Regions from separate parts of the Homo sapiens genome. Here region 2 is linked to region 1. A link is a loop called in an ENCODE intact Hi-C map of the cell type or tissue named here. Cell type or tissue: IMR-90. All regions are shown on one strand.

Evidence for each region. A loop is a pair of places that touch in the nucleus more often than their neighbours do. Peaks named below come from ENCODE experiments on the same cell type or tissue, not always from the same donor. Only the 100,000 strongest peaks of a DNase experiment are listed, where the experiment ranks them.
Region 2: it touches region 1 in a loop (3.0-fold over the local background); 13 of 110 quality-filtered maps call a loop at or near these places.

The regions. Positions count from the first base shown.
Region 1 is chr1:245,870,774-245,878,773 of GRCh38, reverse strand. The region is part of intron 8 of SMYD3 (SET and MYND domain containing 3); the gene reads left to right. Among named protein-coding and RNA genes, the nearest start is that of SMYD3-AS1, 230 kb to the left of the region's middle. RefSeq lists an enhancer at 7,878-8,000. In IMR-90, no CTCF peak of the experiment used is centred here; DNase peaks (open chromatin) are centred at 2,003, 3,623, 5,503, 6,693 and 1 weaker place; H3K27ac peaks cover 2,872 bases.
Region 2 is chr1:245,982,399-245,990,398 of GRCh38, reverse strand. The region is part of intron 5 of SMYD3 (SET and MYND domain containing 3); the gene reads left to right. Among named protein-coding and RNA genes, the nearest start is that of SMYD3-AS1, 120 kb to the left of the region's middle. In IMR-90, no CTCF peak of the experiment used is centred here; DNase peaks (open chromatin) are centred at 3,338, 3,908 and 5,578; H3K27ac peaks cover 1,200 bases.

The DNA of each region.
Region 1 (8,000 bases):
AGGCCCCTGTAATGCAATGGGGCTGTGAAAGTCACAGGATCCTGCAGACAGGTGCTGGGGCTGCTTCTGGCCTTCCCTCAGCTGGGCTTCCTCCTTGCCAAGTTGTCCTCAGCTGGCCCCTTTTTACCCATTCTCTATAGCACTCCCAGACCCTCACTACTGCTCCATCCTCCTAAGCCTCTGCTGTCTCTTGATTTCAGTAGATAGGGAAAAAGAGTCCATCAGACATAAAGCCCATCTCAACTTCCCACCCTGCTGACTTCCAGATGCAACTCTATCTGCACCCATTCTGTCTCTTCCTGTTAGAGGAAATGGGGACCTCCTTGCCAAAGCCGAGTCCCCACCACCCGCTTCTACCACCTGTGCTCTTGACCCTACCCTCTGCCTCCTCGTGGACCTCGCCCCCCTTGCTGCCCCATCTGTTGGGGTCTGCCTTTCCGTGTCCACTGACTCCTTCCCTGTGGCATAAACGTGCCCACACTTTCCCGTTATAAGAAACAAACTCTTTTTCCAGCTCAGCTCTTGCCTCTAACCATTGTTTCCTGTTTAATCTGTGAAACCCCTTGAGTCATCTGCACACTTAATGACCCTGTTTGTTTTCTCTTAACTCCCACAATAGGAGTTATCACTCCCCAAAGCACGCTCTCTCTGATGTCATCGGTGAGCCCCTGATTTCAAATCCATTGACCTCCTTTGAGTCTCTTCCCCATTGATGCCATTGTTGAGTTCCACACCACCTGTCCCTTCCTTCCTCCTCCTGGGAACACTCTCCTTTCGTTTCCGTGCCCTCCTTTACTTCTCCGCTTTGCCCCTGAGATTCTTGGGCCCCGTTGGATTGGGTGATTTCCTCTGTCGCATATCTTCAGATTCCACCTGCGTGGCGTTGACTTCCAAGTCGACACTTCTCACTTTCACTTGTCTTCTGGGTCTAGTTTCATATTTCCCGCTTCCTAGGGGTAACTGTACCTGGATTCTCTGCAGACATCTTATATTAGCATGTCCAAAAGCGAACGTCCCTTTCCTAAACACCTTTCTACATTCCCCATCTCACCGGAAGGCTTCGCCATGCACTCAGCCACTGAAGCCAGATGCATGGCCGTTGTCCTGGAATCCTCTACTCTCCACAGACTTACTCCCAGGTTATCATCTTGTTACACTCTCTTGAATTGTTCCTTTTCTCTTCAGTCTCTCTCTTCCTCTCTCACTGTTGCTAAGGCACGGCCTTATTCAGATTCATGTCATCTCTTTCTGGATTGTTGAAACATCTACCTAACACCTTCCGCCTTCAGTCCCTCCCACCTGCAAGTGTATTTTCCACGTAAATATTTGAAAAACATAGAGATTATACTTAAAATCTCCCCATGTCTCCATGTTGCCCATGCAGGATCAAATTCATTCTTTGATCTGACCCCTTCCCTACCTCTCTACCTCATATCTAAACCTTTATCTCCACCCCTTTCCCCCGATGAACCGTTTAATTCAGCTTTATGTTTTTGGGTCTGTGGGCTCATTCTGAAGTAGCCCTTCAGCTTAGTGGGGAAAAGAGCCTCTAAGGAAAAGCAGCCTCTGAACAGCAAGTAACTGCAGACCTAGTAGGGCAGCAGAGGGCCGGGGAGCTGCCCCGTCTCCGCAGCGCCGCCCTGCCATGCATGAGTGAACCAGAAGCACCCAACAGCGTGGCCTCCCCAAGGACCTCTTTCTCTTCTCTGCTACTGGCCTTCCTGCTTGTCTCTCCTTGTCTAATGCTTCCATAGCCTCCAAGCCTGAACTCATGCATCCTCTTCTCCGGGACATTTTCCCTAAATCCCGGCCAGGCAGAGGGCTCTGCCTCTGTGCTCCCATAGCCTCCAAGCCTGCACTCATGCATCCTCTTCTCCAGGACATTTTCCCTAAATCCTGGCCAGGCAGAGGGCTCTGCCTCTATGCTCCCATAGCCCCAGGGCTTACCTCTCTGTTATCACGTGCGGTATTTAGAAATGATACATTTGTTTGGCCGTTTCAACCACTGGAATGTAAGCTGAGGCCACATCTCAGCTGTGTCTTCTCAGATCCAGTACCTGGCCCTGGAGTGCACTGGGGAGATGTTGTCATATATTGAGCTAAAGAGCACCTGAAGGGCATGAGATTTATTCCCCGTAGTGCCACAGACTTGGTCACTTTTGTGTCTATTGTAAATAAACTATTTGTGCAAAAGCAGAGAACATGGGAGACAGAACTGTAGATTGAGCAGACAAGAAAAAAGAAAAGCAAAACCATCAATACTTGCAGCAAGTCTTAACCATGTCGGCACGAAGAGTGACAGCATGATCGCAGAGATTCGGAGCAATGGCTGAGGCGGCAAAGGCCACGCTGATGGTCCTTGGCCCAGACTGTGCATTGGAATCACCTGGGGAGCTTAGAAAAGATACCGGTATCTGCCTGCCCCCAAGAGATGCTGATATCATTTGCCTCGATGGAACCCGGTCTGTATTCTTAACAGCTCCTGAGGTGATTCTAAGTATATACCCACCTTACCTTACTAGGCCCTTACAGCAAAGAGGAGAGACAAAGCTGGAGGAACAACAGGTCTGCAGTTTGAGGGAAAGTCGGAGCCCTCAGTATCCCTTAAAGCATATTCCTGGGATGTGTGTGTATGTGGGCATGTCTGTGGGTATCTGTGTGTTTGCACACTCTTGGTAGCATAGGGGAGGAAGTAAGCTCTCTGCAGCCCTCTGGAGTGAATTAAAGCCTCTGATACATATTTTAAAAAGCACATCCAGAGCTATCCAGCTTCCACTGGTGATGAAGACCTGGGACTTTCTCATATTAAGTCCTCTGAATGAAGGTCTGGGTACCCCTTGTTCTTGCACAGAGCAAGAGGGATTTGTAAGTTTGTTTACCTCCGGAAAAGAAATCCTTGCGTATTTTAGTTGGTAAGCATTTACAAACCTTAAAATCTTACTTTCAGAGTAGTCTCAAAAGTTAAATGGAAAGTAAAACAGAAATGGTAAAGGCAAACAGCTAGGGCTGTGTAATTTTGGCCCACAATGAGTATGACCCAAAATGAAAACAAAAACTAATCAAAAGGTAATCATTTCCTAAATCTTCTGTGACTGGCATCGTAGCATTCCCTTGGGCAAGAGGAAGAATATTAGGGGTATGAGAAGCATTATATCATCTTGTATACTCAAAAAGCCATTTTGAACATCCAAATTTGAGGAACTTCATCAGATATCAATATAAAGATGATACCTATACTGCTGGGGACAGATTTGAGGTTTGATGTTGCCCACATGCCAGGTTCTAATGGAAGATGTGCACGACTCAGGCGGCTCAGTGAGCAGTTCTCTGGTAGTAGGAGTATTCTGAGTATATAGTTGAATATCTATTTCCAGCTCTCCCCACAATTTCCAGCATGTTCTGAGTGAAATCACTTGCCCCTCCCTGTACCTCCTTTCCTTCCTGTGCAGTAGGGACCTGTCTGATCGTCATCTGCTAATGTTTATGAAGCTCCGTCAGACCTTTGTCTGGAAGACTCTGTTAACAGTAATGCATGCTTGGTTTATGAGACGGTTACAAGAGAATGGAGGTGGAGGCAGGGTGCCAAACATGGCCAGTACTTTTATCTTTGACATTACAAAGAGGTCCTCTGGCTGAGAGCCAGCCTGGAGTTTACTGGAATCAAAAATGCAGACATGTGCTTTCTGTTGGCGTGCCAGGAAGCGGCTCGCCGTGCCGTCAGCCAGCACTTCACTTCCATGGCTGCAGAGCTGCTTGCAGGAGCGTCTAAGTCCTGGTGATTTTGTGTAGTCTGTCTCATGGATACGAGGTGAGGCACAAAAGAGCTGTACCATGGAATCTGGTCACCCCTCTCTCCTCCCAAACTTTACAAAGTAGTGTTCTCCTCACCAGACCTTTAGGCCAAGTGACTGCCCTCTGGGGTGACCCACCCTCCAGCTTCAAGGGACAGATCTCTGTATGGATTGATTCACAGACTACAGACTTTTCTTTTTTTGTTTTAGAATAATTGGAGGAACACTGGCTTTTTTTCCAGTGAGATACAAAATACAATTCTAGAATTTTTTTTTAAAGGCTGAGAGATTAAAGTAATTTCTTTCCCTCGAACAGCGACATGTTTCTTTTGAACTTTTGGCTTGTGTGACACATGGTCTAAGGATTTCAGTGCTGCCTTATGAAGTGTTTGTAGAACGGGATAATTTCTGCAGCCCAACTCTGAAGACTTAGGGGACGCTATGGAACCCTCCATTAACTGATGTTAAGAGAGAGGTTCTAATGTCAAAATAAATCATTTCTTTAGATGACCCGTAAGATTGCCTCCTAAAAAGCTATGTCTAGACTTGTGTCTCAGGGACTTGTTATGTGAAGCTGTCATTGTGGACCCCAGCTAAACTATTCCTTTAATTCAGAACCACAGATTAGATAATCTGATGTGCTCGCTTTAGCAGATAAGCAAATACCATGTTTACCCAAGCTTGGAATATTGCCTGTTATAATCATTATACATACAAATGTTAGAGGGAATGTGTGAATTAAATAACCATTGTCAAATTCTTGGTTTGGCAGAAGGTAGTACCATGTTGAGTGTTGTCTTCAGTCCTGTAGACTCTCTGTGCTATGGCTGGGGTTGTTTATACTTGAGAAAACTCAGTTTAAAATAGAATGAAGGAGGGACAAATCAGAACAAAGGCATTTACAATTTGTTGCACAATCACAAACCCCAGCAACCTTCCTATCAGAATTTCAGGTCTGTTTTCATGGACAACATATACTTTACACATAGGCGACTAATGGAGTGGAAGGATTAGTTTCCATGTCAGTGGTAACCCTAATGTAGTTCTCACCTGGGCAAGCGGAGCCAGGAGGCACTGTTAGACTCTAGGCCTCACAGCTGGCCAGTGGCAGAGCTGGTACCAGGGCCCGGCCTCCTTAGTTCCACTTCCGTAGTGCTGCCTGTCACACAGTCTTACATGCCAACAGCACAGAACCCAAATCAAGCTATCATTCATCCCATGTCTGAATGTCTCTGGAGTGGCCACATCTAGGTTATCCTATAACCTTCGCCTTCGGGACACTGCCCTTTAAACCTCACTTGAATCTGTTCTGCGGCAGCTTAAAGCATTTTTATCTCTGTTGGCAGAGGAGAATGAGAGCATCTGTCCTCAAAGAAGAAAATACAAAAGATGGAGATGTGGCCGATTAAAGGAGATGAGGGCTGCAGCTTTGGTCTTCATTAAGACAAAACTCACCCTGAACTTTGGAGGTGTACTTTATCTTAATGGCTATTGTCAGGAGAACAATTTTCCTGTAAAATCTTTGCATTTTTCCCAGAATCTCAAACCTCCCACCTGGTAGCGTTTACACAACAGTATTGGCAGGACTTGGGTAGGAGTTGTGAGTATGGGCTTACAGCAGCCTAAGCCATCCATTTGGTAGTCTCTCTACAGATGTGAAAAGAATTTGTCTGAATGTGCATTTGCAAGTGGAGCTCATAGCCCTCTGTGTCATCTAATCCCCATTATATGTTATTACATCAGGAACATACCTTTCCAGTATGGGGGGAGGGTGCAAGCAAGTGTCTCCTTCCTAAATGTATTCATGTGTGTTTAACTGCCTTGTATATCAGCCCATCATGCTAGTTTTCTACAAAATGCTTTTCTACAGAAGGCTCATTTTTAGCAAGCACCACTGACAAGAGGTAGGCTCTCAAACTGCCCTCAACGTGTAGATGCTGTTTTTATTCTCTCCAGGTTGACTTGATTTTATATAAGCAAATAAGCTTATTTCTCTGAGAAGCAGTTTTATTCACTGGGATGGGAACAACCCCACACAGAGGGAGGGGAGGTGTTGAGGCTGTAGCCGGAAAAGGCCTTTGGTGGTTCTAGAAGTTCTGACTTCATACCTTCAAGGCTGTGCTCCGTTTCCCAGAAGCTATGAAGGGAATATCCCCTTCCTTCTGGCAATTCTGTGTAGCTGGAGATTGAACCTTGAAATCGCAGTTGGTTTGAATGTGTGGTTTGTGGAAATTTGTAGTTGCAGGAGAGCCCTGTTTCTGCCTGAGATCTAAAGCTAAATGGGCATTTGGCAAATGCTGGCAGCGACGGTGGGAATGTAAAGTGAAATGGAACAGAGCTGCCAGTGGCTTCAGCTGTTTGATGACTTCTTCTCCTCACCACGAGCATTTTTGTTTGGATTGGGCTCACAGCCCCTGGTTGCCCAAGTGCTCCTCAGTTGGATCCAAGGGAGTGACGGGGCTGCCCGACGGGAGAAGGCTCTCTCATCTGAGAAGAGGACATCCATCCTGGGGTCGGCCAGCTCAGGGAGGCCGGTGAAGGAGAAGGCGGCAGGAACTCTGGGCTCTCTCATCTGAGAAGAGGACATCCATCCTGGGGTCGGCCAGCTCAGGAGATGGGTGAAGCAGCAGGAGGCGGGAACTTTGGGCTCTTGCGAGGATGCAAGCAGCTGCTTGGACTCACAATTCAGAGCCCTGCTACATCCTGCTTGTGGACATCTGTTAAAGGCACTGAGATCCCACAATTTCATGAAATAGATGAAAAAATAACCTTTTAAAGCCAATTTTACTTCACCTGTGGGCTGATGACAGCATCTGGAAGACATGCTTTTCATCTGCATCACAGTTACGCTCATTGCCGCCAGGCAGTAGAGCAAGCATCATGAAAGCCAGTGGGAAGTGCACAGGGATTGTGCCTGTGGATGTCAGAGGCTGTTTGGTGTGGTTTGTGGTGGATCAGAGAAGTTTGCTTGGATGACTACGTTGAGGAAGAGCCTTCCCGGCAAAGGGAATGGGATGTGCAGAGATGTGGGGTCACAGCATAGTTGGTTGTTGATTACATTGTAATGTGCTCCCTCCTCCACCATTTTTTTCTTTCCCACCAAACAAAGCTGACTCTAGTCAGCCTCCTGTTGGTCCCCGCCCTGTAGGGTGGGGATTGAAAACTCAGGCCACTGTGACATTTAGGACGTAAGTAACTCTAGAGGGTGCAGAGGAAAAGATGAGAAGGTGCATCTCCTTAGAGAATCGTTACCACTGAAGAAATTGGGCCTCTGGAAGGTTGAAGGACTTGCCAAGACTACACAGCTCGGCAGCAGGGATATGCAGCAGGGATTCAGTTCCACATCTTATGGCTCCAAGCCCGGCATTCTTTTTCACTAATTTCTGTTAATCGTTGTGTACATTTGCTGATTAATTGCTAATTAGAACATACTACAATTTGATCGTGCTTCAACCTGAGAACATTCCTTCCTTTTCCTTATTCCCCAGCCTATAATGTCCACTGACTGGTCTGTAGTTGATATAACAGTGAATGCTCTATTTTTAGCCACTATTTTTCCGCTTTATGAAAGAGCCACTTTTCCCCTCAAGTTACATCTGAACTGCTTTCAGTTGTTTTTGTCAAAGGAGGTGGAAATTGGTTCCAGCACAGATGTCTCCTTTTAATCATAAAGGTTTTGAATGATGTTGTATATTAATCTAGTCCCAGTATATTGCCCCAACCAGACTACCTCAGTCAAAGACACTGCAAATTACCTCAGAATTTTTAATTTCAAGACTTTCCAATCTCTCTCTTGAGTGCAGACACTGTATTTGAACCTCATTCTACTTTAAAAACTAAAACTAAAAACCTTTCTTCCGTTTAAGACATGAATTATTGAATTACTGGAAAAGTTTGTAAGTGTTCATTAATTTTTTATTTTTCATCCTATACTCCATCTCTCTTCAATCTAATTAGAGTTTGCATGAGTACTGGATAACAGGAAGTACTGGGAAGCAGATTACCTTTCTCCTGTTCCTCTTCTTTTTAATGAGAACCATCTGAAATTGGCCCAGCATACGAGTTTCAACATCAAACGCTTGCAAGCTAAGTGAACACATCTGTTCAAGTGTTCGAGCTGCAAGGTGGGTCTGGATGGATTCGTGTGTTTAACCTGACAGAGCCCGTGGTCACTTTCTCAAGTTTATACTCAGCTAGCCTGGCTGGACT
Region 2 (8,000 bases), 110 kb before region 1:
AGAAAAAGCTGGCCAGGCATGGTGGCTCATGCCTATAATCCCAGCACTTTGGGATGCCCAGGCGGGAGGATTGCTTGAGCCCAGGAGTTTGAGACTAACCTGGGCAACATAGTGAGACCCTGTCTTTACAAAAAATAAAAAATTGTCCAGGTGTGGTGGTGCAGGCCTGTAGTCCCAGCTACATCCCTGTGGTCCCAGCTACTCAGGACGATGAGGCGGGAGGATCACTTTAGCCCAGGAAGTCAAGGTTGCAGTGAGCCATGATCACACCACTGCACTCCAGCTTGGGAGCCACAGACTGAGGCCCTGTCTCAAAAATAAATAAATAATAAAATCTGAAAAGAAAAAGCTAGATACAACAAACGTAGAAGAAACACCTTCCAACTACCTCAGGTAACACAGGATGATATTAAATTTACAGTTGTTGGTGTTAGAGAAGAGGTCACAGAATAGATCTTTTGTATTTGGTATGTGTAATATTTTTTAAAATTGAATTTTTATATCTTAAGGTCAGGGCATCTATAGGATTTGAGTCTCTACTTTTATTATAGAAAACATAATTTCATTAATAGATGTTAAGCTCTGAGTAAGTTTAATAAGATTGGAAAAAACTCTAAACCACCTCCAGTCCCCAAAACCCTACCATACCCAAGTTGGCCTGTAATCCTCTGTGGGAGGGGGGAAGCCCCACTTGTCATTGGAAATCAGCAGTGCAAGATGGAGAATGTTTTTCTCTCTAATCCCTTCAAGGTACAAGGTAGGACACCTAGAAGGTTAAGGCAGAAGCCTTCGTTGTGTTTGCTTCTCCTTTGTATCCAGTTAACCACTCATGTGGCATTGAATGAATGAGTGGTTGTTTCTTGCAAGCCTGCTGCAGGCCCAGCCTCATCTTAGGCATTGGACATGTGCAGCAAGCTGGATTTGTGCTACTTTGCTGCACAGTTGGCCTGTTAACAAGTAATGCCTAGGGAAGGGGGTGTTGTCTTCAAAGTGCACACAGCCTAAACATAGGTGAAGATAGGAGTGAGAAAAGTACACAATGAAATTAAGGATAAGAGAGGAAATGGTCAAGTACTGGGGGAGTGCACAGGAAGATGGATTAACTGACTCCTCTTCAAAGATCTTGCAGCAGTGGACCCATTTCAGTTGGGTCCTAAAAGGTGAGCAGGATTTCTTAAGAAGAGAAAGGGGGACAGGATGTTCCAGGCTGCAGAAACCAGTCGTCAGAAGTGTTATAAATGTGAAGACAGGTATTAATTGGATAAAGTCTAAGAAGTCATGGAATCATGAAGTTAGAAATGATCTAAGTGGTTACATCTCACCACTCCCAGCCAGGGGATTCTGGATAAGTTACAATGTGTTCAGCCTTGGCCATAGAAAAACAACCTCAAGGCTTAAATAATATGATACGGGGAATTTATTGGTTCACAGATCTCAAAAATATGGAGATAGCCCAGGCTTCAGACATAGTTTGATAAAGGCTCTTGGTAGCAGAATGGCTGCTGAGCGTCAGCTCTCAGGCTGATGTGTCATACATTCTGGAAGAGGAGATACTCCCTTTCCTCCTACTGACAAAAAAAGCCTTTGAGTTCACTCTGATTGGCCCAATTTTGGACACATGCTCAGCCTCCTCCCAAACCGTTCTCTGCCAGAGGAACACCATCTGCTGATTGGCCTGGGCTCTGGTCCCTGCCTATGGCTGTGGCAAGGGGGCCAGGTGTGGGCTGATTGGATTAGGCCAGTCAGAGCCCATTGCTAAAATCTGGGCTTGAAGCCAATAGGACGTGGCCATGTCAGTGGGTGGGACAATGGTGGGAATAAGGGGAAGGGTGCTGCAGAGGCGGCCCACGCTGTCCACATGCAGAGGCTCGCTACAGAAGCTACAGAAGAAGATGGTTACATTTCAAGTGGGCAGGTGCCGTTTGCTTATGAGCACCATCAGCCACATCAGCCACGGTTCTTTGAATTTTACCTAATTGTCTCTAATTCTTAACAATTCTTTGAGGTAAGTGTTCTCCAATAATTTCCAGTTGAGCAAACTGAGACTCAGAGAAAATAACTTGACCAGAGCTACACACCTGAGAATGGCTGAATCAGAACTGGAAATGGCAGCCTCTGTTTCCAGAGACTGGGTTGTCTCCATTATATCGTGGCGCTTGAGCAGGCAGCTACAGCTCCATTTGGGAAGCTCTGTTGGTTAGGACTGGGCAGGGGAGGCTTGTGTAGCCCTGTGGTTAGGACTGGTTTGTGGGTGGCGGTGTGTGTGTGTGTGTGTGTGTGTGTGTGTGTGTTTGGTTTGGTTTGTCTGTTTAATAACGTAAAGCCAAACCTGCCTCCTAGTGATTCCTCTGCGTTTATTCTAGTTCTGAGGTATGGAGCGGTGATTCTCAAACCCAGCAGAGCATTATAAAAATACAGTTTTCTGGCCTCCATGCCAGATCAGCTGAAGCAGAGTCTGTGAGTGGGACCGTAGAAACTGGATTTTCTTTTTTCTTTTTAAGTTTCAGAGATGATTCTCCAGTACAAACAGGTTTGGAGGACTCCTGCTTTAGAATACAACGAAGCTGTTCTGTCTTCCATGTTACAAACCCTCAGATGTTTAAGACTGGGGTCACCCATGAGCCTTTGCTTCAGGCTCCAGTGTGGTGCTTAAGTGCCGGGACTTTGGAATCAGAAAGACTGAGTTCAGATTCCGTCTCCACTGTTGATAAGTCGTGTGCCTTGGGTAAATCTCTTAATATTGCTAAGTCTTAGTTTTCATATTTATAAAGTGGGAATAATCAATTTAAATTAAAAATCGTTGTGAGGAATAAGTTAAGAAAACGTGAAGTTCTTAGCGTGAAGCTGGAAGAACATGGAAAAGTTTCAGTGGATATCACCTGTTACTAATGATTGTTAAACCTCCCTGGCTCTGGCTTCTTTAGTTCGTTTCAATTGTTTTTTTTCTAGATCTTTTTTACCTCTAATTTTTGGTGTTTGCTAATTTATCTCAAAACAGTAATGGTGTGTAGTGGGTAGAGGCTGGCATAAAATTCTAGACACCTGACTACATCAGTCAACAGCAGAGCTATAGCTTCCTGTGGTCTGAGTGTGACATTTCTCTGGGTGCAGATATCCTCTGGGTATTAAACGTCTTGGAATTTCCCATCCTTGTTTAAGTCCTTTTCTCCTGGGAAATTGATCAGTGGCTGATTATGGGAACATCTGGATTCTTCAAGAATTTTTGGACGTTCTGCAACTTGGTTTCAAGCCTAAGCTGTGTTTGGAGGCATGAATATGAGTTGGTTTCATCATAAAAGTGTGTTGATTCCAAGACTGCTGTGATCCGTTTTATCTCGCATGGATCTGTCAGCGTTTTCCTATTCATCCGCAAGTGGTGACTCATTTAAAAGGAGGTATGCTCTCCAGCAGAGAGCCAAGTTGTTCCACAACATGTACATTGACATTTACATAAAATGCAAATATGTTCATCAAGTTTTACTTATATTTGTCTCTGGATTTTCAAATACATGTTTATTTGCTGTATCCACCTATACCAGTTTTCTTTAAAAATACTTGTAAGGCACGATTTTAACTACTTGAAGCTTGATGAAGGTTGTACACAGCCTGTTTCAATGCACTTAGCATATTCTCTTTGACGATGACCCGTTCTTGCCAGCCTTGCATGTGGGCGTGGGTGGGTCACCTTTAGGCTGGAACAACCGAGAGTGGAGACATGGAGACTTCCTGTTCTTTGATAACGTACAGGGAGGGCTTTTCAGGGCAGTAAAACCGTCACTGAAGACCATGAAAATGCCCAAATGCTACATGTTCCAGTCAGCTAGTTCAGGCATTTATTACTGGCCTTAAAATGTTATGTAATTTTGTTTATGGCATCATAATAGTATAAAAGCAGCTGGGCTCACTAGGGGGCTGTGTGAGTAATCTATAAAACTTGGACCAGCTACAGGAATAACAGCACAGTTGCATACAGCAAAAATGTATTTGGGAGTAGCTGTCTTTTACTGAAATGGTAGAGAACAAACTGAGGTACAGAAAATGTAAAACTCTCAAGTATCTGCTTCCCTCAGCTCCCTTCATTCTTCTAATGACTAGAAAGGAAACACTGTTGTAATGAGAAAACTTCTCCAGAAAATCTTCCAACAGGTTCCTAACATCCCCAAACTGAATTTCAGTGGGTCCTCTCTCAGTTCCTTGAAGAAATGAAGTAAACAAGAGATGAAACATGTTAAAGTTGAGATGAAATAAATGTGATGTTAGTTATCTAAAATTCTGTAGGAGGAGAATTAAACGCTAAAAACGATCCTAAAATGTTTGGTAGACTCGCTTACTCTACTGCCAGGGGAGTGTGTTTCCTTGTTCAGAATCACTGATGTATGTTGTATAAAAGTACTTTTTAGTAGGGCTCCTATTTTGAGCCAGGTATTATCAGCACTAGGAATTCAAGGATTTACCTTTGAATGGCGCAGTGTTAGGCTTGGAAACAGGTAATTGCTGTAATGGAGGCAGGTTTCAAGTGGAATGAGAGCCAGAAAGGAGTCCAAAGTCAAGAACATTTGGGAAGGTTTTGGAAAGAACATGTTGGTGCAGGGATTTTAATAATTTTCCAAGCAGAGGGAATAAAATATATAGAAGTTTTCCATTGTAAGAGAGCATGCCACATTCAAAGATATCATTAACTAGTTTTTGGTGTTATTGGAGCTTAAAATATGAGAAGGAGGTGACTAGAAATGCAGTTAAGAAAGGGAAGAACCAAGTATTATGATGTTGACCGAAGTTGGAGCAACAGTCTTGGAGACGGGAATAAGGGAGCAGATTTGAGACAGTTAAGAGGTGGATTGGACCCACCTCTGAACTGTGATTGTGCTTGAGACGTAAGGACATGTTTTTCCTTAAGGACATAAAGGTGGTTTGCATGAGTGAGCAGTTGGAGGAGCCATTTTGTTAGGTAAAAAATAAAGGAAGGGGAACAGGAACAAGGTAGAAATTAATGGGTTCACTTTTAAGTATTGATAACTTTGAGATGCCTATTGGACAAATATAATTGTCTAATTGATGATCATTCTATGTAGTTGAAGTTTAGAAGAGAAGTCTAGATTTGAGAGCCATTAGGATATAGATTATAGGTGAAAGACAGGCATGGATGAGAACTCTCAGGCAAAATGTATGGCATCAGAAGACGAGAGCCAAGGACAGGTCCCAAGGGATCCCCAGCACTTATAGGGATGGTGAAAAGCAGATATTCCAGGACGGGAGACCAAAAGGGAGGCAGTGAAGGAGGTGGTAGGAGATCCAGGATAGGGAGAGGTTATAAAATCCAAGGGAGGAGGGAATGCTGTGTGGTCAGGTGAGCGATGGTAGGTAAGGCAGAGAGTCAAACAGGGACTTAAGAAGTATCCATTGGCCTGGAAACTGTTAAGTTCATGTGGGGTCGTGAGATGTGCACATTCAGCAGAGTTGAGAGGGCAAATAGATTACAGAGCAAGGAGAAGTCGGATGGAAGTGGTGTATGGAGAACATTCTCTTAAGAACCTACATGTGTACAGAAGGAAAGAGAAATACACTACATTCCCAGGGAGGTCAGGGAGACTTTTGTTTATGTTTTAAGATGACAAATTTGAACATGTTTATATGCTTAGGGAAAGAAGCAATATGAAAGGAGAGACTCAAAAATGTAGGATGAGAGGATAATCAGTGTAGCAGGTCTTAGATTAGTTGTTCTCAGAGTCTGCTCTGGGATCATAAAACATCACCTGGAAATTGTTAGCAAAGTAAATTACCAGTCCTTACTTCAGATTACTCAATTAGAAACTCTGGGTTTGGAGCTCAGCAGCCTGTGTTTCAATGAGCCTTCTGGGTGATTCTCACGCACACTCAAGCTGGAGAGCTCCTGTCCTAGATGAAGAGGAACAGTGGGATCCAGGGCCCAGGTGAGTGCACATGCCCTTGCACAGGAGGGGAGGTGCTTCTGCGGGCGCAGGCACAAATAGATTTGTGCTGCATGGTTGTGAAGTTGATGGGCTTTGTTCCTGATGACATACTTTTTCTTTTTGAACTAGGAAGCAGTTTTGTCCATTGAATCCTGAGATGAGAGTAGGGTTGGGCTGGGTCAGTAGCTTATGCCTGTAATCCCAGCACATGGGCAGGCCAAGGCGGGACGGATCACCTGAGGTCAGGAGTTTGAAACCAGCCTGGGTGACATGGTGAAACCCTGTTTCTAAAAATGCAAAAATTACCCGGGCGTGGTGGCAGGCGCCTGTAATCCCAGCTACTTGGGTGGCTGAGGCAGGAGAATCGCTTGAACCCAGAAGGCAGAGGTTGCAGTGAGCCGAGACCGCGCCATTGCACTCCAGCCTGGGCAACAAGAGCGAAACTCCATTTAAAAAAAAAAAAAAAAAAAGAGTAGACTTGATTGAGTTTACTCAAATGAAATACACATTTAAGGTTTTGGAAATGTTGCATTCTAATTGACCTATAATATGATTAGTTTTAAGCTGAAGCATACCTTTATTCTCTCCCTCATTACACTCTTCCTCCTGGCCCTTTCTCAGCAGGAGCTGACTGTTCTTCTTGCTACTGATTCCTTGAAACCGAAACGATTCCATCATAGCCTGTGTTGGGAGACTCAGTCTTGAGGTGTTCAGGGGCTTTTTGTTTGTGGTTTCAATGGGGCTTTTAAATCTTTGTCTTAATCTTTGGATACTTTCAGGAGATGGCTGAGATCACATCATTTAGAGCCAGAATAAAGGAGAATGTTTGAGCAAGGATTCATCAAACCAATATGAGAAATTTACAGATGTTAGATTTTATTAACACTCCCACACAGGAGGTTTGAAATGAACAACAGCAAAACAGGACGTAGATTTTTAAGAAGAAAAGTCAAACAATTTAAAAATCTGCCATGGGCATCTGGTCGTGGGTCCCAGGGGGCCACGTGCTGGACTTTTGATCTCATCAAATGCGTTTCTTAGCTGGTCATGAAAGCTGGTTGTCGTTTCATTTCATGATTTCAATATGGTGAAGAATTTGGATAAAGAAGCAGCATTTTGATGTGTTTAGTTTTTAGGGGAAATAATGAATTTGCTGTAACTAGTCATTAATTTTCTTTTTCTATTTTCTTTCCTTTTGATGAAAATGCATTTATATTAATTCTAATATGGGAACACAACCCCCATGGGGTGAAAGAGTCTGAAAAGTTATAACTGAAAACAATGTCCCGAAAGCTGCCACAAAATAAGGCCAGGGAGATGAGGCATCTTGTCTCTGTGAAGACCTTCAGTATGAGGTCTTCTCAGCTGGTAGCATGGGGGGAAAGATCACGTTGGAAGTCATCTACCATCATGCAGAGCCCCAGCTCCTTGCTATGGAAGGGTAGATTGGACTTTTTAGATCTAAGAACCTTTTTTCCACTCAGTACCTTGAGCATTTGCGTTGATAAATGTTTGGTTTCTGACAGCAGTCTTGGATTCAACTGTATAAGGGAACCTTTGAATTTGAACCGCTTTGCAAGTGTTTCTTGTTTCGTGTAAAGAATGCTTGGCCACATCTCCAAAGGTGTGGCTACGAAAGAAATAAGGAAATCCTACCTCTAAATGGAATATAACAGTCCTCAAAGCGAACCCAGTGAGTCAATTCTTGTCTGAGTTTTTGCTTATTCTATGGAGTAAATAGATTTTGTTAATATTGTAAACACAGTTTAGTGGAATATGCAATGTTTCCGTAGTTCCTTGATTTTATTATTGGGAATATGAATTAAATACAAATTAAGTGGGTTTAGAAGGGGATTAGTAAAAAACAAAACAAAACCTGAATTAGAAAATGTTACTTTAAGATTTATTTGATGGAAGTATTTAGCCTATAAGTGAGCCTTTACTATTATATTAGATCAACTCTCAGACTGACATTTTGATTGTTTCACATTTGATCAGAAATTGAGACTATAGGATGCTACTTCTATTTAAATATAAATGTGGGACAGATGTAGTGACTGACATCTGTAA